2 separate regions of the Homo sapiens genome follow, and region 1 is linked to region 2. The links are chromatin contacts, found by Hi-C in ENCODE. All regions are on one chromosome and are shown on one strand. Each heading gives the region's core, a stretch centred on a gene start or an enhancer-like site at or near the end of the contact. The rest is flanking DNA. Distances are from core to core; before and after follow the strand shown. Region 1 has its middle 43 kb from the start of LINC01641. Region 2 holds the start of ITPKB (inositol-trisphosphate 3-kinase B).

Region 1 (7,368 bases), core at 3,740-6,239, 700 kb after region 2:
CCTGTCTGTACAAAAAATACAAAAACTAGCTGAGTGTGGTGGTGCAGGCCTATAGTTCCAGCTACTCAAGAGGCTGAGGCAGGAGGATCACCTAAACCTGGGGTGGTCAAGGCTGCAGTGAGCAGTAACTGTACCACTGCATTCCAGCCTGGGCAACAGAGTGAGACCCTGTCTCAAAACGAAACCAAACAACAACAATGACAACAAAAACCAAGTAGGAGGAGGAATCTGTCCCACAAAGTTTCGACATGGGCAATAACTCTGTCTGCAAATGTATCACCTTATTAAAAGATATATTTTTAAATTCAGCCTTTACCTCAATCCAAGTCTGTTGAAGCAACTCCTCCCACAGAATGAGCTGGGCTCACCCACTCTTCCCAGATTGCTCTGCTCCCACTGGGCCCACAGCAAGGAACCCTGCAGATTAGGTTGGTCTTAGGAGGCCTGACGCTCACCATTAACCACCAAATCCATTTGTTGGACCAGCACTGCTCATGGGATGTGATCAAAAAGCAACTTTATTTTTGTTACCCACTGCTCCTTCAAAATTTATTCCATGAGGAAAGCTCTTTCCTGCCATTAGATAAAAATTATGAGGACTCCAGAATTTTTCTGCTCACTCTAAGGTATAAGATCATTCTATGGGCATTTTAAATCACAAAATACAGTCTCATTCGAGCAATTGTCTGAGTCTGGCATGGTGGAGCACACCTATGATCTCAGCGATTTGGGAGGCTGAGGAGAGAGGATCACTAGAGACCAGGAGTTCAAGACTAGCCTGGGTAACAAAGTGAGACCCCTTTTCTAAAAAAAAAGTTTAAAAACAGCAGGGCATGGTGGTGCATGCCTGTAGTCCCAGCTGAGGTGGGAGGATTGCTTGAGCCCAGGAGTTCAAGGTTGCAGTGAGCTATGATCATGCCAGTGCACTCCAGCCTGGGTAACAGAGCGAGAAAAAGGAAAGGGAAGTGAAGGGGAGGGGAGAGGATGGGAGGGGAGTGGGGAAAGAGAGAGAGGAGAGAGGGAGAAAGAGAGAGAGGAGAGAGAGAGAGAGAGACAGAGAGAGAGAGAGAGAGAGAGAGAGACAGAGAGAGAGAGAAAAAGAAAGGCTTTAGCTGCCATCTTGCATCACCACGTGTGTGCGCCTAGTCTCAGCTGGTCCACCCAAGAGCCCCTGAGCACCAAGCCTAGTCCCCCGCGTGGCCCCTTATCCACTCTGAGAAGATGAAAGAAACAATCATGAACCAGGAAAAACTCCAAAGAACAATGATCCACTTTAACAACCCTGAAGTTCAGGCATTTCTGGCAGTGAACACTTTCACCATTACAGGCCATGGTGAGACAAAGCAGCTGACAGAAATGCTACGCAGCGTCTTAAACCAGCTTGCTGCAGTCAGTCTGACTAGTTTAAGGAGACTGGCTGAAGCTCTGCCCAAACAATCTGTGGATGGAAAAGCACCACTTGCTACTGGAGAGGATGATGACGATGATGAAGTTCCAGGTATCATGGAGAATTTTGATGAGGCTTCCAAGAATGAGGCAAACTGAATTGAGTCAACTTCTGAAGATAAAACTTGAAGAAGTTACTGGGAGCTGCCATTTTATATTATGACTGCTTTTCAAGAATTTTTTGTTTATGAATCTGATAAAATCTAGATCTCTAATATTTTTAAGCCCAAGCCCCTTGGACACTGCAGCTCTTTTCAGTTTGTGCTTACACACAGTTCATTCTTTACAGTTAATTAGGCCGAAGAAGCCTGGGAATAAAGTTTGAAACAAAGGTTAATAAAGTTCTTTGCCTAGAGGAAAAAAAAAAGAAAGGAAGGAAGGCTAGATTAGGGGCTAGGTGTGGTAGCTTATGCCTGCAATCTCAGCACTTTGGGAGGCTGAGGTGGGAGGATCACTTGAGCCCAGGAGCTTGAGACCAGCCTGGGCAACATGGCAAAACCCCATCTCTACTAAAAATACAAAATATTAACTGGGCATGGTGGTGAGCACCTGTAGTCCCAGCTACTTGGGAGGCTGAGGTGGGAGAATCACTTAAGCCCAGGAGGTCGAGGCTGCAAATGACCCATGATTGCACCACTGCATGCCAATGGAGGTGACAGAGCAAGAACCTGTCAAAAAAAAAAAAAAAGGAAAAGAAAAGAAATTCAATGTCTGGGCCAAGAATCCAGAATATTAACACTTTAATATTCATTTAAAGAAGAGGCTTTCCAGCACTTCACATGCCCATCCTGTAGGAAAGAGCAGAGCTCAGGAGACACAGTTCTTACCAGGCTCTCCCTGTTACAATTGTCCCGTCCATCTCAGCTCCCCAGGCTTGGATTGAATTTAGAATGTCTCCCAGCCTGCTCTCTCTGCCATGAGGCTTCCATCTGTTGGTCCCAGCTCTCTGTGGAAGTGTAATTCTTTCCTAAATGCAGCTCTGTTTTCTCCATCACCTACCTCCTCTGCCAAGGCTGCTTTCACAGGAGTTCCCCAAATACAGATCCCAGAGTATTTACACATCGAAATAAGCAAATGCTACAAGTTAGAGTTTTCTCCTCTCCCTTCCCCAGCCAACTCTGGTTACTAACATTTACCAGCATAGCACTGCATGCAGTTATAAATGTAGTAAATCATACTGCTATATATTTCTATATCCAGATCCTTCATATGGCATGGCTGGAAGATAAGGTTCCCAGTCAGAGCCACGATAGAAAGAGGGTGGATGGGTGGAGGCTTCGTTTCACCTAGGAATTTCCCCACGGGTAGTCAGCAAAAGTATGCTGAAGGAAAAGACAACAGACTTCCTAGGGCCTGGAGGAAGCACCTGTTTTCTAGGAAAAGTAATTTTCTTTTTTAAAATATATTTTTAGTAGAGATGGGGTTTCACCATTTTGGCCAGGCTGGTCTCAAACTTCTGACCTCAGGTGATCCGCCTGCTTCAGCCTCCTGAACTGCTGGGATTATAGGTATGAGCCACTGCACCTGGCCTCAGGAAAAGTAATTTTCTTTCTTTATTTTTTTTTTGAGACGGAGTTTGCTCTTGTTGCCCAGGCTGGAGTGCAGTGGCACAGTCTTGGCTCACTGCAACCTCTGCATCCCAGGTTCAAACAATTCTCCTGCCTCAGCCTCCCAAGTAGCTGGGATTACAGGTGCCCGCCACCACGCCCAGCTAATTTTTCTATTTTTAGTAGAGACGGGGTTTCACTATATTGGCCAGGCTGGTCGCGAACTCCTGACCTCAGGAGATCCACCCACCTTGGCCTCCCAAAGTGCTGGGATTATAGGCGTGAGCCACCGTGACCGGCCAGTAAAAGTAATTTTCTAACAGGTGAAGGAGATGAGTGGGTCTGTGTTCCTCAGAATGGGGACACTGGCTGGGTGGCTAGAGAGTGGCCCACTGAGGCAGGGCTGCCCCCAATAGGCAGTCTAGGTCCTTGCTCATCTGGCTGGCAACTCTCCCTGCAGTAGTGGGGATGTACCCAGACTAGGAGGATTGGTGAGAGCCCCAGACTCGGGATGTGGAGGGCTGGTTTCTGACTGTGACAGTTATGATGGTCCCCGGAGAGGGTAGGGGAAGAGGGAGAAGGCTGTGAGTTAACAGTGAAACACCCTGTAGCAATGGCCCAATGAATGAGGGATTGGCAGTGCCAAGTTCCTAAAGGAGCATTAACTGTGCTGGGGGCACGGATGCAGGCTCCCACAGAGGTGGAATGAACTGCCCTGGCAAGTCTAGGACCCGTGGAGCCCCACTGAGACTCCATCACCTTAACTCCAAAAACAGGAAAATGTTTGTAAATCAAATCCGCTCTGTTTTCTTTATTTCTCCAGATTTGTTTTCTTCTTGGACTCATTATCTTTATGGAAACTAGGTCGAATTGGATTCTTTTCTATTTCTATCAGCCATGTATAGCCCCATTAGCTTTCTAATACTGTTAGAGAGTCTTTCAATTATGTTAAAAATGGAGCCAAATTTGCCATTCTTAAAAACGTTTAAGCTTCCATGCAAGTTCCCTTGACCTGGTTTTCTTTTGTCCCCTTGGGACACGGAATTCCTGTTAATGATACCTTATGACACTGCAGAAGACAGGAAGACATTGATGTCAAAGGGCAGCTGACCCTTGAAACCAACAGACTGGAGAAGAGCCATTTTTCCCTTTCCCAGGTCACAAATGATGTGGGAGAGAAGTTGCCAAACACTGCCCTTGTGTGTTTTTTAAACATCAATTTAGGAAAGTATAGACACAAGGAAGAGAAAATTCAATACTAATTCAAAGAAATGTATTTAATTTGAATGTTGGATAAACAATAGCTCTGTCATGAGGTAATAATAAATTATATATTTCGACATCCAAATTTCGAAAACTTAGCCAGGTGTGAGGATGTGTGCCCATTGTCCCAGCTACTCCAAGGCTGAGGTGGGAGGATCGCTTGAGCCCAGGAGTTTGAGGCTGCAGTAAGCTGTGATCACACCACTGCACTCCAGCCTGAGTGACAGAGCAAGACTCTGTTGAAAGAAGGAAACAGAGAGCGAGAGAAGGAGGAGAAAGAAAAGAAAGAAAAGAAAGGAAGAAAGAAAGAGAAGAAAGAAAAGAAAGAAAAGAAAGAAAAGAAAGGAAGAAAGAAAGAGAAGAAAGAAAAGAAAGAAAAGAAAGGAAAGAAAGAAAGAAAGAGAGAGAGAAAGAAAGAAAGAAAGAAAGAAAGAAAGAAAGAAAGAAAAAGAGAAAGAAAGAAAGAGAAAGAGGAGGGGAGGGGAGGGGGGAGGGGAGAAAAAGAGAGGCCAAAAGCTGTGCTAAGGAGTCTCAGAACAACACCCCCAACCCATCCAAGCATTCTTAGGCTTAAATGATAATTATCCCAGATCTGGAGGTAACAGGGCAACCTGAAACCAATGCTCCTGTTTATAACATTCACCCCCAATCTGACTTGCCACAGTCTTAGGACTAAGGTCCTAGACCCAAATCTACGGTGTTGGGGTTGACGAAGACCATCTGATGGTTCTATTAAACCAACTTAGACCTTTCTGATCTTATTTAAAATGGGGGACGAGACCGTGCCTCTACCCCTAAATCGTTATGTCTATTACTGTGCTACCATCTAATGGCGAAGTGTATTAAAACACAAATGAAACCTACTCCAAGGAACACTGACTACCGTTAAATTTTTTTTCCTATGGCCAATAGTTATATCTCTCTATCTCTCCAGATAAGGCACCAAATTTTCTCCATCATTCATAAAAAATGCCCCCAGATTAAGATTTCTGGCAGGGAAAAAGTAATAAAGTCTAATTTACGCAGAAAAAAATTATGTAACATTAGGGAGGACAGAGGGATTTTTCTAAAACACTCTCAAAGTGTACAACATAAGACAAAACATTATTTTAAGATAGATATTGTTTAACTTTCTCATATATGAGAAGTTACTAATGGCAGAAATATTAACGCAGTATAGTTTGTGCAGAATGCATTACCGTCTTACAGAGAGGATAAAAATGAAGCCATCACCCTCTACAGAGACTATTCACCACCCTAAAAATAAAGTCTCATAGCAAAAATAAAGTTTGACTGTTACGTGATAAAAAAGATAGCGGATTACCAACATTTTTCCCTCTGCTCCTGCTGGCTAAGATTTCAGATTCCTATTACAACTTATTTGGGAATTTTCCTCCCAGGGCTAAATGTTAGAAGTGGGGATCATTTAGGGAAATGTAGTAGGCAATGAAAACAAAGAATTCTCCTCCCCACCCCTAAGCTCTTCCTTTTCTCTAAAAGGGCACAGGACATATATATTGGGGATTTTCTACTTCCTGAGCAGTTGCATTAATGTCACCAATAACTCAAACTTTAAATCACATCAGGAGACAGCCAGGTCCCCAAGAACTCCTGGGACACAGCCAGCTGGTCCACAGTGCATCGAGGCTTGCTGCAGAGCCCCCACAGAGTGGTCCCGTATGGGCTGGGAGGGTGACATGGACAGGTGACAACCAGACACTCAATCAGTTGGTAGGGCACAGCTGCCATGGGAACAGAGAGTGAGATGGGTAGGCAGAATTAGGACACCCCAAAACATGGCTTCGAACACCAGTTGTGCTGTGAAATTTTGAGACACGTATTAGTACACTTAAAAAAAATCTAGAGATGCAAATTTCAAGTTGATTTCCAACCAGGGCGTGGACAGGGTCACTATAAGAGCAGAGAATATAGCTTCTGGGTTGGGATACACACTGATGTGCCCCTTCCCAAACAGTGCCTCTCTTTCCCACAACTACTGGAGCACGGAGTAATGGAAATCGTGTACTGCTAAGTTATAAGCATATGTAAAAACACAAAACTGGGCCAGGCACAGTGGCTGGTGCCTGTACTTTCAGCACTTTGGGAGGCTGAGGTGGGAGGATTGCTTGAGCCCAAGGGTTTGAGACCAGTCGCTACTGAGGCAGCTGAGGCAGGAGGATCCCTTGAGCCCAGGAATTCTAGGCTGCAGTGAGTTATGATCAAGCCACTGCACTCCAGCCTGGGTGACAGACAGCAAACTTCTCTTCGAAAAACAAACTAACAAAAAAAAAAACAACTCACAGAACTGTACAAAACACCACATCTGTTCCCCTCTTGACCTTTATTTTCACCCCAGCCCACAGGTAAGATACAACCACCAGTCCTGTCTCCTAAATCAGTGGTTCTTAAACTGTTGTTCCCAATCAGCAGCATCAGCGTCCCCTGGGAGCTTGTTAGACATGCAAAGCCTGAGCCAGGTGCGGTGGCTCACACCTGTAATCCCAGCACTTTGGGAGGCCAAGGTGCATGCATCACCTAAGGTCAGGAGTTCGAGACCAGCCTGACCAACATGGTGAAACCCTGTCTCTACTAAAAATACAAAAATTAGCTGGGCGTGCTGGCACAGCTTGTAATCCCAGCTACTTGGGAGCTGAGGGAGGAGAATTGCTTGAACCTGGAAGGCAGGGGTTGCAGTGAGCCGAAATCGTGCCACTACACTCCAGCCTGGGCAACAAGAGTGAAACTCCATCTCAAAAAAAAAAAAAAAAGAAAAGAAAAAAGAAATGCAAAGCCTCAGGCCTCATCCCATTATTACTGAATCAGAAACTCTGGGGGTGGGTTCCACAAATTTGCATTTTAACAAGTTCTCTGGGTGATTCTGATACACACACGAGCTTGACAACTGTTCCAAATGCAGATGCTGAAAGCGCATACAAGGATGCAGTTTGTTGGCTAAAAGATGTCAAACAAGGGTGTAACCAAGTCTAGCTAAAACGTGAAGCTCTGGAATCAACACCTTCCTCCTGTAACTTCAACTCCCTCAAATGTCATATGATGTGGCGTTTTGGTCCAGACCACCCCAGCAGCTTTAGTGGGGTCAGCCCACCTCAAG
Region 2 (7,346 bases), core at 4,439-6,938:
CCCACTTCCCACCAGTCTCATGTGATTCAGAGAGCAAAGCCGGCAGGGGATTTTTCCCTGGCTCTGCTCTGCGGGTGTCTGAAAACCTGTTTAAAGGTGGGAGGTAGACTGGACAACAGGCTGGCCTCGTTTCTACCTCTGGATATGTTCACTAACTTAAAAACACCACTTAACCCTCTGGTTTCTCAAATGGCATCGTTCTGGCAAATGGAAAAAAAAGTCACCTGTCGTTATTGATCTCCCTGTTAATTCTCTTCTAGACAAGAGCCGTTTTCAAACATCGGGACACAAACTGTTTTGACAACCAGCCAATAGAAGTTGCTAATCTACCACTAGAAAGGGTGAATGGACAGTCAGGGAACAAGTTAAAGTGACTTTGGCTGTTTCAGCTATGCTTCAGGAGTTCAAAAGCAACTGGGAGGGATGGGACGGGGGACCATCTCTTATTCAGTAGACCTCTAACTGCTGGGCAGAAAGAGAAATCTGGCCCATGCCTTCAGAAAGAAGTATTTCCCACCTGCCCTTGACCACCATCCCCTTCCAGGTGGACCGCTTCCCCCTCTAAAGGTGGTGCGCCTATGCCTGACAGCAGGTGCATAATGCCCAGGGGCCCTGTCCTAGCCACAAAATGCCAGGCTGATTGGGGCGATTTTGCATACACATTTGCCTCCAGATCATCAGCAAAAAGCAGAGTTTCATGAAAAGGAATGCCTGGTCTTCAAAAATCCAGACTGTGATTCGTGAATAGGGAATCAGAGAGGAGTATGTTTTGTGGTCCAAAATACCTTAGTGAAGAATGCAGAGTAGAAACATAAAGCTCCCAGTCGTGGTGGAGAAAGTTATTGAGGTACAGTGAAGAGTATTTGATATTCAAGATGAAATCGGAAGGCTACCTACTATAATAAAATGCAGACTTTCCCCCAATATAGCACAACCACCCCTGGCACACTGAACTAGGAAATTCCCCATGCTCTCTGGAAAAGCTAAGAGAAAGCCCAGACCTTTTCAGAAGTGCTAGCTTCAACTCCTATGTCTTCTGTAAGATACTCTGATCCTCCTAAGAGTAAAAGCAGCCTACAAGTTCGATTAACCATGTAATAGAAATAAACTCCTGTCTACTGCCATAACCAGAACAAGATGTCAGTGTGATGACCCAAACCAGAGGCACGTGAAAACATACCTGAAATGTCAACCTGTACCAACTGACATGTACATCCATTAGGAGGTACCTACTCCGGAGATAACACTCAGGTGCCTATGATACTGAAGAAACCATCTGCTTAGCTCAAAGTATGGTTTTCATTTAATTCATACATCAAACTGCACCTTGGTTACACTGACCACACAAATATTGCAATGGTCTGGCTTAACTTACTGAGGCTCAGTGATTCCTCACCCAGTTGACTGGCCACAACCACATCTACAGGTTTCAGGGTCCTGTCATAGATTCACATCACTCATTTTCCTGGCTTATTAGTAGAGGCTAACTTAATTTGATGATATCCTTGTCAATTTTCTTTGGCCTGAATGAAACACAGAGTTAAGTGTTTCACCTGATCAGACAAAAACTACACTCAGTAGCTCAGTTCACTATCTTTGGGGATTAGTCCAGAAGTTTTTGGTGACATTTATGAATATTATTTTCCCAAGAAGCGTGGTGACCTACATGAAATACTTTTAAAACTTGTTTTTTAAGATATGCATGGAAATAGTAGAAAGACTCAGATTCACTGTCCAAGCTAAAATGCATGGTCAGTGCCTCTGCTTCCACCTCAGCAAACACACCTGGACAGAATTATTCACTGTGACTGTCCCAGGGCCCTGGTCTGAGTTTTCATGACTGTGTAGAAAGTTAAGAAAAAGGGATGCATAGGGCATCAAAAGTCTGCTGAAATCAGCATGAGTTCTGGGCAAATCTCAGAGCAAGACTTACCACTCTAGGTTTCTGCTGGTCCAGGGTATGCAGGAAGGCTGAGTTGGGGTCCAGGGTGCGCTCAGGGTCACTGGAGATGTCCTCCTCTGAGTCTTCGTAGGATGAGGAGAAGCCCGTGGAGGAGGCCGAGGAAGAGGACAGTTTCCTCAGGGGCAGGTTGCCCCGAGGGCTTCCCTGCGTCTCCTCCAAGGCCCCATCCTCCTGGGTGCCCATGTCTGTAATGATGACAGCAGGTATGTTGCTGGGGCTGCAGGCCTTCCTCAGGAAAGGCTTGTCCGGATCTTGGGGTAGCAGCTCCGGACTTGGGAGGGCATCACTGTCCTGCCGCTGGCTTTCCCAAGTCCCCTCTGATTGCACCCCTGTGCCACGCGTCCAAGCCAAACCGGCTTTCTCCATGGTGCCCTGCCAAACCCTGGAGTTCCCAGGCTGCACACCCACCCTGTCCCCAGGAGGGCACTGAGGTTCTTTCAGATCTTTCGCAGCGTCCCAACAGGGCAAAGGCTCCAGCATTCTGCCAGAAGGAATTCCCGCCTCCACATTCCCGGTCCCCGGCTGTGCTGAGGGGCTGCCCCCAAGCAAGCCCAGCGTTGGGGACCCTCCCTCCACTCTGTCGGAGAGCTGCCAACGCCCCCCGCCCACGGGGGCCCCACTTCGGGCCTCCTCAGGGCCTACGGAGGCCAGGGCCCTGGGCAGCCTGGACCAGCTCAGGGAATCAGAGGACTCTGCGCTTTGCACGCTCACAGTCGTCTCCTCTGGCCTTTTGCCCACTTCAGGCTCCCCAGAGCCCGGCATGCCACAGGGCAGATATCCTTTCCCCATCTTCCCAGGGGGTTCTCCATCGCGGGGCCCGCCCCTTTCTGGGGCTGGGCTTGTCTCACTGCCCAGAAACTGCCCCTGCCTCTCCACCAGGGCCTCTGGGGGCTGCAGGTCCTCAAGCTCACGGGCTCTCCCAGACGGCTCAGTGAGGGCAAGATCCTGTGGACGGTGTGGCCCAGTGGATGTAACTCTCGCTGCCACTTCCGTGGCCATCGTTAAGCTAGCTCCGAACAGCCCCAATGAGGGAGCTAGGCAGCTCCGAGTTCCCGGGGTAGGAGAGCCCCTTTTGTCAATTTCCATAGCTGTGGGTGAGCCACAGCGGGGACTGGCAGGGATACCCTTCTCCATCCTTACAAAAGCGGATGGACCCTGAGCCTCTGATCCTGTAGGGGCAGCCCGGCCGGGAAGAGGTGGCATTCCTTTCTTCACCTGCGAGGAGCATAGGCTGGGCCCTCCTTTCCTCCCGGAGTCGGTTCCTGAAGTCTCTGGACATTGCTCCCCCCAGGACTTTGTCCTCCGTTCCTCGCTCCGGGCGCCCTGAACCAGGACCCTTCCAGGGGGCTGACTGCTGCTGCGGAAGGGGCACGGGGAGGGCGAGCGAGCCCTGCCCAAACGCGGGCTGCGGGGCGCTTGAATGGCGGAGCTCTGTGCCTGGATGTGCGCCTCAAACATGCCCACTTTCTGGTTCACCTGCACGTTCTGCAACTCGCGCTGCAAGATCCGCAGCTTCCTCTTGGCCTCCTCCGGCCCTGGCGGGGAGAGGGTACCGGCTGCCACCACCTGCTGCCGGTCCCCTCGCAGGCGACCAGCCCAACTTGGGCTGCTCACGCTACTGCCGCTGCTGCCGCTGCCACTGCCGCTGCTACTATTCAGCCTGCGCCGGCCGCTCCGCCAGCCCCCGGGGCTCCGGGGCTCCTCGGGGGACAGCGACTCGGCTGGGGGGAAGAGGAAAGAGGCGCCTCTCCCGGGGCTGAAAACGCTGCCGGGGCTCAGCACTGCCCTCCTCGGGGGCGGGGGCGTCTCGCTGCCACTGGGCCCCGGGCCGCCGCCGCTCTTCATCTCGTTGGCGCTATTCATGATCACCAGGCTATTGAGCGCATAGCAGTACACAGCCATAGTACTGGGTCCCGCGCTGCCCGCCGCCGCGGCTCCCGCTCCTGCTCCGCCGCCGGCGCCTCCTCCTCCCGGCGCTCCCGGCTCAGCCCCGGAGGCCCGGCAGCCGCGGCTCCGCGCGCAGATGGGGCGGCATGGCCTGGGCAGCGGGCTGGGGGCACGACCGCGGGCTCAGCCCCCGCCCAAAGCTCCATAAACAACCGTGCGGCTGTGGAGATACAAGGAGAAAAGTCAGGACCCTGGAGGGCGCGCGGGGGGAGTTGGGGGTCGCCTGCAGAACCCAGAGAGAGCCCCGGGAACACAATCTATCCGGGACCCAGCGCCACCGGACATCTCACCTATGGGGACGGCGAGGCTCGGCGAGGGCATGCCCCGGCTGCCTCGGTCGCCAGCGCGGTTTCGGGTGTGCTTCCCCGCCCCCCACCTCGCCCCAGGCTGCGATGCGCTTTATGAGGTCCCTTCAAATCCCAATCCTAATACTCGTCTCGCGGACCGGCGAGAAGCGAGGTCCAAGTCCTTGGCTCCTAAGTATGCTGTGTGCGGGGCGCGGCTGACTCAGCTCTCCCGGGCTGAGGACACCCCAGCCACCGTCTCCGGGTCTCCCCAGCCTGAGCAAACATTGGCTATCCAGGGCAACCCGGCAGCCCTCGCCCTGGGCTTCAGGGTCTCCCTGCTCCACCCTCTCGGGGCATCAGAGACCGACCGGCTCGGAGGGAACCTAAGCGGGACCTGCCTTGCCCGAGCCGCTGCCAGCGCCCGGATCTGGGAGGGCGCCCGCGTGCCCGCCGTTTACCTTCCTGACCCTAGCCTTGGGGCTGTGTCTCTCGGCCTACGAAGGCCTGGGCGGGCAGCGGGGCCGCAGCCGAAGCATTTTTCAGGGCTAGCCTTGTCGCCTATCCCTAGACAAGTGTTTTGTGAGTGTGGGCGCACCGAGGTTCTACACGTTCTCTTTACCGGAACCAGTACTTGCTGCCCCCCTGCCGTCGTCCCCTATGGGGGGGTGTCTGTGAGTGTGTGTGTATACACGCGTGTGTGTATACGCCGCACGCGCGCGGAGCGAGTCCGCTCTCAGCGCGCCCTGTTGCCGAGGACGCGACTGCCCCTGCGGGCTCCCGGACCCGCGCCCACTCGGAGGAACTTAGGGGCGTGCATGGCTGCAGCCGGGCAGCAGCCCTAGGTGCACAGAGCCTCTAGCTCTGCAAACCTCCCAGGAGCCGGCGCTCTAACACCCCAGGGCAGCGCCGCGGAGCGCAGGGCTTCTCCGCATCCCGGGCAGCCTCGCCCGGCGCCAGCAGAGCCGCCCCGAGACCCCAGCCTGGGGACTCCTGGAGCGCGCTGAGGGAGGCGGCGCGGAGTGAGCGGCCCGGAAGGCGGGTAGGAGAAATGCGGAGACCTCGTCTCTCCCTATTTTCTCCCCACCGCCACTCCATGTCACCCTCCAAAATCAAACCCCCTTCCCTGCCTCCCCAGCCCACCCCTTTGCCCTGTTTCGGAACCAGGAACGCCGAGATTCGCTCCAGAGCAGAAAGTGAGGGAAAAGAGGGTTGTTCAGAGGCGAGAGCCATTAAAAGGCCGCCAAACTTACCTGCAGTTTCTCAGATTCTCAGGTCCTGTGTAGACTACATGCCCAGAGGCGCAAACCTCGTAGGGACGAGATGGCTTTAAAAGTAAAAATGCTCAGAAATTATTTTCTCACAAGCTATGGAAGACAAAAAAGAGGAGTGCGAAAGAGGGGGGAAAGCTCTTCGGTTCAGGGGCCCGGCGATCCCGGCAGTGGCGACGCCAAGCCGGCCCTGCACGCCCTTTTCGACCGTGGAGATACTGCCCCTGTCAGTGTCTGCTCCGGGCTACTTCAGTGTTTGTTCAATGCACGATTAAAAAAAAAAAAAAGAAAGAAAGAAAAGTTGTTGGGGGGGGGGGTAGTGGAGGAGGGAGGAGGGAGAAAGGCGGAGGCTTGGGGGAGGAAAGCAGGAAGGAAGTTGTGAGCCTGTCTGGGGTTGAACTCAGCGGAACAAGTTTTTCTTTTCTTCTTTTTTTTTTTTTTCTATTGCTTGGCAAGACGAGGGAGGGAAACACTTAAAAAAAAGTTTCCATTGTTAGCTAACAACAACAAAAAAGGCTTTTAACTTCTGCGGTTTAAAGATATACAATTCATTTTCCACCCCTCAATCGAGGCTTGCTGATGTGTCTAGCTTTATGAAACTATTTTTGAAAAATGTTTTTAATAAAGTTTTGAGTGTATGTCTTAAACAAAGCAAATCATGGGGACCTTTTTAGCATTTAAAAAAGGCTACAATCCTGTATAAACAGTTTGTGTTCTTGTACACAGTTCTGCAAATTCAAAGAAGGTACATTGAGGTCACCTTCCTGCAGAGTTGCAGGTTTTAAGTGCATCACAGTAGTATTTTGGAAGACTGGTTGGTCTATGAGCTGGGGATGGTTTTGCAGTGCAATTGGTAGATATATAAATACACCTTTACATGTCACATTTATTTATAAATGCACACGGCACATGTGACATTCGCATATTTTTGCACTTAATTCTCAGAATTATTTTAAGAAAAAGCATAGTCCTGAAACTAAGAAGGCTTGGGTAACGTCTGAAACCCCTCTTGCTCCTGTAGACCCTTGTAGACTGTCTCCTGTAGACTGGATCATTTTCAAGAAACTTTCTCCCCTACTATCAGCAAAAAAGGGAGAAAGAACATCAGCCAACATTACTGGGCAGGGGATCCTACCCCTTCTAAGCCCTGGCACTGCCAGTGTGTTTTACATAATTCTCTAAATCTTAAACTACAGCATTTAGTGAAAGGAGGGAAAACACAGCTGCACGGCTCAGGAGACTGAAACATCCAAAGCCTGAATTGGTCCTTATATCATGATTAGCTGAAATTCAGATGGAAATTTTGACTTTACTTGTAGCACACAGATCTCTTGCTTGTTTATGTAACAATACTGTTAAGTGAGCAAAGCAACCTGCTGCTCCATCAGGAAGAGGCTCATGCTAAATCTGAAATCAAGAGATCTTCTAGCCAAGAATACCTGAGAATCACACACTGTTGAAAACTTTATAATTTTTAAAAATTAGAAATGGAAGAATTGAACCTAATTACCCTCCTACCCTCAATGGGGCTTTTTTAAAAAAAAGCCCAATCCCAGAACTTTGGGAGGCCAAGGCAGGCAGATCACAAGGTCAGGAGTTCGAGACCAGCCTAACCAACATGGTGAAACCCTGTCTTTACTAAAAATACAAAAATTAGTAGGTCGTGGTGGTGCGCTCCTGTAATCCCAGCTACTTGGGTGGCTGCTGAGGCAGGAGAATCGCTTGAACCCAGGAGGTGGAGGTTGCAATGAGCCAAGATCTCACCACTGCACTCCAGCCTGAGCGACAGAGTGAGACTCCATCTAAAAAAAAAAAAAAAAAAAAAAAAAAAGAGCCCAGAGTTATTCAGGTCTCTGAGCAGTTATTCAGGATCTGAGCAGT

Evidence for each region. A loop is a pair of places that touch in the nucleus more often than their neighbours do. Pooled maps may share reads with other maps.
Region 1: a map of mammary epithelial cell shows a loop between it and region 2 (6-fold over the local background). The contact joins the enhancer-like site here to the promoter of ITPKB in region 2. A Hi-C loop is called at or near these places in 1 of 168 maps with a recorded cell type or tissue (mammary epithelial cell), 1 of 37 single-sample maps with no recorded cell type and 4 of 50 pooled maps.

The regions. Positions count from the first base shown.
Region 1 is chr1:227,432,807-227,440,174 of GRCh38, forward strand. It overlaps the pseudogene BTF3P9. Among named protein-coding and RNA genes, the nearest start is that of LINC01641, 43 kb to the left of the region's middle. Within about 2 kb of position 4,990, at least 3 of the 41 ENCODE cell types and tissues checked have a DNase peak (open chromatin) inside an H3K27ac peak, as active enhancers do.
Region 2 is chr1:226,733,594-226,740,939 of GRCh38, forward strand. It overlaps ITPKB (inositol-trisphosphate 3-kinase B), which reads right to left and starts at 5,689. Exons shown (of 8, transcript NM_002221.4): 1 at 5,448-5,689; 2 at 1,934-4,070. The coding sequence starts at 3,865. RefSeq lists silencers at 3,566-4,015, 4,986-5,225 and enhancers at 4,323-4,822, 5,446-5,695.